Linked DNA regions of Homo sapiens: region 2 is linked to region 1. Evidence: chromatin contacts called from ENCODE Hi-C or POLR2A ChIA-PET data. All regions are on one chromosome and are shown on one strand. The core of a region is the stretch at or near the end of the contact, and the rest is flanking DNA. Distances in the headings are between cores, read along the strand shown.

Region 1 (3,751 bases), core at 696-3,195:
CTGGGGAAACTGAGGCTCAGAAAGGTTAAGGCCTGAAGCTACTTGGCTGAGAAAGAATCAGGGTTGGAACCAGATTTTTGCTCCTAGGGGAGGAAATCCTATGTAATTTTTGATGTCCCTCACTACTTCCTTCTAGATGCCAGGAAAACCCCAAAAGGCCCAGATACCTCGGGAGAGAGCCCTAGCCTGGAGCATGGAGAGGCAGAGGACAGGGATGAAGCACAATGGTGATTTGTCCTCAGGAAGCTTTTGCAAAAGGCAAAGGTCTTATTTCTTAGAACTAAGGCTGCAGGGAAGCTAAGGGAATAGATCAAAGACATGTGGATCCAAGAACAGGCCCTGATCATGCTGGGACCCCTGTTTCCTCTTCCAAGCCGGATTCCATCATGATTGACTTTCATCCCTCCAAAGGGGAATGGGGCCCCTGCCGTGTGTTTTGGGATACATGGAACATACATCATCCCTTGGGAAGCTTGGTTTTCCTCAGGAGTGAAGCGATGGTTGGCTATGCAGGCAAATGCATCTTTCATCCCCACCAGGATGGGGACCAAGTCACCCATCTCCTGCCTACATCAGTGTTTCTAGGGGTTTGGAAAGTTGTTGAAGATGCTAAAGGCTGCAGGGCCTTGAATGGGGATGTCCAGCCTCGGAAAATCCCCATCTTGGGCATTTGAAAGCCTTTCCCAGGCTGGAGGGAGTCTCAGCCCTTCACAGACTGGTGAACCATCAGCTCTGAAAGGGAGCTTCGGGAGTGACCTTATCCAATCGCCTTTTGGCACAGATGGGTAAACCAAAGCCTGGAGAGGAAAGGTACTGCCCAAGCAAGACCTGGAGAGTGTTCCAGGGGTCCATGGTCCTTTCTGGAAGAAACCTGAGGATGAGGCAGTTAGTGGATGGACAGGGGGTAGCCACAGGCAGAGGCCCTGGGAGGAACCACCTCTGGAATATTCAGGGATAGCCTCCCTGCTTCAGGCTTCTCAAGAGGCAAGAGATCCCTCTCCCTCTCAAATCTTGTCCAGCTCCGGTTATGATGGAGCAGAGCATGAAGTGCCCCTGTCCTTTCCTCCTGTCAGCTCTGAAATGAGAACATTCTTATAGGAGCGAACACATCTCTAGTGGGCTTCAGGGAACACCAGAAAGAAGTGTCCTGAAAGAACCAGGCCCTGCAGAGCTCTCTGGATCTAACAGCTCCCAGATGGCAAGGATGCCCCAATCCAAGTGCCATTTTCTGAGCAGGGACTGAGTGTCACGCACACTTGGCACATCTTCATGGGAACCTCCAGTCCTCCCAGCGGCCCCGTAGTGGGGAGGTGTTTCATGGTTTTCTCAGCAGAAAAACAGAGGCGACAGAGTCATGTAGGGCGAAGCGACTTGCTCAGGCACACAGAGCTGGGAAGTGGAAGGGGATGGAGCAGACTATAAACCTAAGCCCGTCCTTGGGTCTCTATGTCCCACTTCTCTCCAAAACAAACAAGCTCTTAAAAAAAAATACTAACTGTTCATTGGCGTTCATTTTTGCCCACTTTAGATACTCTATATCCTCCTCTCCTTTTTCCTGTTTTAAATTGAAGTTGCAAATTCCCAGCACCCTAAAAAAACAAAAACACAAACAAAAATTCTCTCCAAGTCGAGAGATACGACAGGCCAGGACACCAGCCTCTCTGCATCTTCCAAAGTACAAGGACTCCCGTAGTACTTCTGTTCAGAAGCAGAACGTCTGTTTTTTTTTTTGTTTTTTTTTTTTGCCCTTGGACAATGTGGTTCTAATATATATCAACAGAGCCAAAGCAAAGAAAAGCAACCCCCGCCCCTTCTTTTTTAAAAGACGTTAACTTCATTTCAAGAACTTGTGTGTTTCTCATTAGTAACGCTGCCTTTTGAAATCCAGCCGAGGGAGGCGATTCCAGTTGAAATCAAAACTGATATGCGAGAGTTTGACTTAAATGCCGCCCTGTCGGCCGGCTCGCTGCCTTGTTGGGGCTGATTGCTACAGAGATGGGACAGGCAGGGCAGATGGCCAGCTCTCAGCTCCCTGTCCCACGTCAGCGGTGGGTCTCAGAGCGGCAGGGGAGCCTGCCAGGCAGGGCTCTTTCAACCTGGCTAGCTTCTCACCTGATGCGGGAGGTTGAGACAAGAGCTTGAGCTAACGACCTTGAAGTGGGGGACCTGGCGACCTGGACCTGGGGGTTGGGGGATGGGGTGGGCCACAGAAGGCAGGGGGCTCCAGCCACGATCACCGCCACACTCTGAGCCATTCCTACAAGACAGAGCGTGATCAACACGTCCCACGAGGAGCCGCACCACTCCTCCACTTCTAGGTTTTTCGAGCTGTTCTAAGCAGAAAACTCCTACTTTCTATTTTCTTGGCCAGTTTTGGCATTTCTTCTCTGTAAGACCAGGCCTCCTGGAGAACATTAGGAAAATTGAAAAATCTTCCCATGGTCAGGCAAGGGGCCACTCATGCTTCCTGCTGGTGGGGCCACTTTCTCCAGTGTCCGGACATGTCATTTTCTGCGTGGGCAAGCAGTTTCAGCCTTCACTAGGGATGACAGAGTGTGTTCTCTTCCTACCCTTCTCTTCTCTTCTGTCCACTGACCCCAAATTGGATTTTTTTTTCCTTAATAAAATGCTGTCTTGTTCTTCAGAGAGCCGATGCGGGCTGCTCTACATGCCAAAGATATTTATTTCAAGAACGACGGAAACCAACAGGATGGTTGCTCCAACCCAGCCCCCATCCCTGTCTAATCAGATTTTCCCCATGTTTCAAGACCTAGCAATGTTCCTCCTTCCATGGGAAACCTTTCTCTACCCTCTGCCCCGCCATGATGGCTACAGCCTTAAATTCACTGGTCTGAACCAGTCCCTTTACAATTAAGGGAGTGATGTCTTTTGATCAAATTGTCCCTTCTTGCTTGATATTATTACTTAACTTTCCAGCCATCCAGACGTTTCTGTTTTGTCTCCTTAGCTGAGGGTGTGACTTCCTTGAGAACCTGACTCTTCTCCATGTCTGTGTCCCCAGGTCTTTATCACACAGAGACTTACATGGGTTTGCAAACAATAGCAGTAATGATTAAAACGACTATGAACACATATTTTGACTTTAACCTGTGTTCTTATCCGTCTGTTTAATAGAAACTCCCTTAGAAAAATAAAAAGTGTTTCAAGAGATGACCAGATTAATCTTTATTGAGTCACTTTCTCTTTAAGGCCGCTCTGGTCCTGAGAGTTTTGACAGTGGAATTTGTTGGGCACCATGAGCTTGGCCTGTGCCAGATGCTTTCTCATGCATTACTTTGTTTAAAGAATTGAGGGATTTGTTGATAAATGGATTCAGTTTTCCATAAGGGAGACTGAAGACTCCCACCCCCATCTTCCCAAATTAGGTTTGGGGAAACAGGAGGCAGTGTGGGTTGTGAAGAGCTGGCCAGACCTGCCTGGGTTCAAATCCCAGCTTCTTCCCACAGCCACATTGGAACCCTGGGCAAGTGACTTGGCACCTCTGGTCTTTAGTTTCCTCATCTGTAAAATGGGGATCATCTTGGTACCTTCCTTGCAGCGTGATGGTTTAGATGAAGTGAATTCATAGTAACATTGTATTTGCTACCATTCGTTGAGCTTTACTAGGCTAGGCACTATGCTGAGTGCTTGACAAGGAAGTAAATGTGAAAAGCTTAGGCATCAGCTATTCTACAAATCTTTCCTGCTCTTTACACCCACTTTGCCGATTGAGTGAGCTCCACTGTGATAT
Region 2 (4,046 bases), core at 389-2,888, 140 kb after region 1:
GATGGGTGAAAAGGGCATCACATGGTGCCAGGCATATGGTAGGTGCTCAGGGAGTGCTGGCCATTGACGCAGAGGTGGCCATCTGTGCACCAAAAGTGTATGCTCCCCAGCTGAGTCGTTGCTGGAAAACAGCAGCCCAGCCAGGGACTATGTTTCCTGGCCCCCTTGCCTCTGTGTGTGGTCATGTGACTGGTTCTGGGTCCAGTAGAATGTGAGCAGAGTAATAAGCCATTTCCAGGCTGGGCCTGTTCGATACCTGCTGTGGTCCTCCACATCCTCTCTCTTCTCCTAGCTGCCAGCTGAATGCTGATGCCCAGGAGGACTGTTGAAGCTAGAGGGTAAAGACGGCAGAGCCTCCGTCAGCCTAGGACCTGAGTACATCTCCCTGGTATTCCACTGCCGTTCAGACTTCGTGTGAATGAGAAATAAAATTCTATTGTGTTTAGCCACTAAGATCTTGGGATTTCCTCTATCCATAACATCAACTAACTTTACCTTAACTGATAGGATTGTCAATAATTCTTAGCTATCTGATAATTTGAGAGTCTGGCCCAAGAAATAAAACTGGCTTGAGTCTCAGAGAAGAGGCTTGGGAAATCTAAAAATGGAAGAATGGGGCATTGCATCGATTATAACCCTGAGGTCTCAAGGCTGACCCTTGTTGGGACAGTGTGAGGTGTACAGGCTAAATGTTGCAACTAGGATCAAAGGACCGTTAATAACAACTACAAATCATTAAGCACTTCCTGTGTGCTGATGCCTTCTTTGCTTTACCTCACTGAACCTTAAGAAACAGGTACCAAGTTTATTCTATTTACCAAGGAGGAGCTACTGTAAAAACCTCCCAGAGAGATTCCAAGTTTGGTTAAAGTTGCACAGCTGCAGAGCAGGGGAGCTGAGATTCAAGTCCAGGGTGCCTGATGCCAAGCTGCGCTCTCAACCTTTGCACAGATTCCCTCCATTGTAGGCTGCTGGGAGCTACAAGGATTGCAGGCTGCTGGGAGCTACAAGGATTGCAGGCTCATAAGCAAATTTTATGTTCAGCAATGACAAATTACCCAGGATTTGGCTAAAACCATCACATTCAGAGGCTCTAGAATCAGATTTGCGTAATAAGCAGAGGAGGTCCTCAGGAGAAGGGCCTAATTTATAATTCTGGGGCCAAGAAGTCTGCAAGCTTTGAGTTTGAAGACATATAAAGAGAGGTGATCTGCCTGCCTTTCCCTTCCCAATTCCTTCATCTGGCCAACATCACTAATGCTTCTGGCATTTTTATTCTTGGCTATTTACAAAACAACAAAGTTGAGTTATTACATTTTAGATTTTGACAATTATGGGTTCACAGTTAAATAATCTTATAGCTATTAAGACAAGGGTGAACTCTCACTACAACTGTCAATGTCTTTGGGTCCCAGATCCCCTAGGGCCCATCTGGAAGAGTCCATATTTCTTAAGCAAGCACCCAGAAGGTTGCATATTAATATCTGCCTCCATTATGTCTTGTCACAATAATACTGAGTAACAACCACAAAGACTCAGAGGCACACAACAATAAACATAGATTTGGCTCAAGAGTCTATGGAGTTTCATTGGTGTGGGCTGGGCTCAACTGACCTTGGCTGGACTGGCTCATGCATCTGCTGTCAGCCGTGGGTGGTCTGGAAAGTTCTGCTGATCTTGGCTGGGCTTATGCCCATGTCTGGAGTCGGCCAACTCTTGGCTGATCTAGGATGCCCTCGTCTGAGATGACTGGCTGACTCAACTTTGCTGCACAAGTCTCATCCTCCAACAGGATAGCCCGGGCATATTCCCATGGCAGGTACAAAGGCTCCAGAGAGAAGTGGGAAATGTACAGAAGCTTTTTAAAACACGTGCTTGTATCACATCTGCTAACATCCCACTAGTCAAAGCAGGCCACATGTCTGAGTTGCAGAGGAAGGACACTAAAACGTTACATAACAGATGGCAAGAATACAAAGAGGAGTAGATAACAAGGAGGGGGACATTGACACCGTTGATCTGCCATAATACTTACCATTTGCTGTGTATTTACTGAGAGCCAGAGACAGGGTGATACCCATGAGTATTGAAGATGATGTATGTAAAGGATCTGGCCCTTTAGAGCCAGATTCAGAGCCTCAAAGAGGTAAAGTAACTTTACAAAGGTCACACAGCTAGTAAACAGCAGAACTGAGATTAGAATTACATGCTTGTGGACTCCCGTAGGTGATTTTTCTATACTAGCACATGGCTTGGTTATTAATATTTTTATTACTAATTTTGAGGCTGCGTCCATACCATAACTGCTTACATTTCTTCTTTGTTTTTTTCTTTTGAGACGGAGTCTCGCTCTGTCGTCCAGACTGGAGTGCAGTGGCACGATCTCGGCTCACTGCAAGCTCCGCCTCCCGTGTTCACGCCATTCTTCCGCCTCAGCCTCCGGAGTAGCTGGGACTACAGGCGCCCGCCATCACGCCCGGCTAATTTTTTTTTGTATTTTTTTTCAGTACAGACGGGGTTTCACCGTGTTAGCCAGGATGGTCTCGATCTCCTGATCTCTTGATCGCCCCGCCTCGGCCTCCCAAAGTGCTGGGATTACAGGCGTGAGCCACCGCGCCCGGACAACTGCTTACATTTCTAAATTAGGCAGAAGATCCATATAGAAGGTTTGGGCCTTTGTGGGTCTGTTAGTGTAAACATTTTAAATATACAATTTAAAATAAGATGCTTACCCCAAAATAACAACAGTAATAATAATAACTTATCAAGAACTTACAATATGACAAGCACTGTGCTAAAATTTTTACATATGTCCCATCTTATTTAGGTCTCTCAATCATCTTACAAGCCAGGTATCATTTTCCCTTCTATTTTACATTTGAGTTTGTAAGAGGCAGGTATCAGTTCTAACCCAGGTAGGATAATGACCAAGCTTAGGCTTCGAACCGTCTTACTAAATGGCTCCCCGTTTGTGTTATGAAATAGAATTTGACATTTTTGGGGTCACTTTGGGGGTGATCAGCCAAGCCCCCACGAACCTCTCCCTTTCTGCTTTCATCTGCTTCTCTCAGGTGTCTGATCTCCTCAGGCAGGATTAAACCAGGCATGGGGTGCGGGGAGGGCTTTGGGTGGAGGGGCAGCTTCCAACGTTGCAGCGGTGAAATTGTGCTGGGAAGTAGGCGGGGCGGCGGGGGTTGCTCCTCATGGAGTGAACAGGCACTGGCCACTGGAACCTGGTTTCTTGGCAGTGCAGCCTCCAAGATGGATGGCCATGGCCTTCAGGGCTGGACAACCACTTCGCGGGGCTTTGATGCTCAAAGCAGAGCAAATGTGAGCCGGCCGCCTGGCCACAGCTGCCTCTCATTAGGGTCTGCTTCCTCCAGCCCAGGACAAGGTGGGCCCACGAGGTAAGCGGGGGCAAACACCATATGTGTCACCCCATCTGGCTGCAAAACCCTGCTCTTGACTTCTTGCCCCCAAATCCTCTTCCGAGTCCCCCACCCAACATCCCCCTGGTTCTTCAGGCCAGAATCTGAAGTCTGAACAGGTCTTCCCTCCCCATCATCACTACTTCCCCACATTGAATCCATCAGCAAATCCTATCGGCTCTGTTTTCAAAATAATCTTCAGTCTAACCAGCCTTCTCAACTCCATTGATAGCACCTAAGTCACATTCAGTCTGGCCTGGTTAAGGGCAGGAGCCTCTGGTTATGGGTCAAATTGTGTCCACCAATTAAATGTATATGTTCAAATCCAGGCTCCCCCACCCACCACCTCAGAATGTGATCTTCTTTGGAAATAGGGTCACTGCTGGTGTGATTACTTAACGTGAGGTCATACTGGAGTAGTATGGGCCCCTAATGTTCCTATTTAAAGGGGAAGTTTAGACACAGACATGGACGTGGGAGAATGCCTTGTAAAGATGAAGGTGGAGATTATGGTGATGCCAAAGATTGTCAACAAACTACCAGAAGCTAGGTAAGAGATAGGAAATGAATTTTCCCTCCCAGCTCTCAGAAGGAACCACCCCTGCTGACACCTTGATA

Evidence for each region. A loop is a pair of places that touch in the nucleus more often than their neighbours do. ChIA-PET counts read pairs that join two places held with the same protein, here RNA polymerase II (POLR2A). Pooled maps may share reads with other maps.
Region 2: a loop to region 1 is called in a map of Right ventricle myocardium superior, with 2.0 times the contacts of the local background. The contact joins two enhancer-like sites. A Hi-C loop is called at or near these places in 3 of 168 maps with a recorded cell type or tissue (Right ventricle myocardium superior, heart left ventricle and heart right ventricle) and 5 of 50 pooled maps. POLR2A ChIA-PET finds 5 or more read pairs at or near these places in 1 of 52 experiments (A673).

What each region holds. Positions count from the first base shown.
Region 1 is chr11:44,360,057-44,363,807 of GRCh38, forward strand. No RefSeq gene overlaps it. Among named protein-coding and RNA genes, the nearest start is that of ALX4, 52 kb to the left of the region's middle. Within about 2 kb of position 1,946, at least 2 of the 41 ENCODE cell types and tissues checked have a DNase peak (open chromatin) inside an H3K27ac peak, as active enhancers do.
Region 2 is chr11:44,497,098-44,501,143 of GRCh38, forward strand. No RefSeq gene overlaps it. Among named protein-coding and RNA genes, the nearest start is that of CD82, 67 kb to the right of the region's middle. Within about 2 kb of position 1,639, at least 2 of the 41 ENCODE cell types and tissues checked have a DNase peak (open chromatin) inside an H3K27ac peak, as active enhancers do.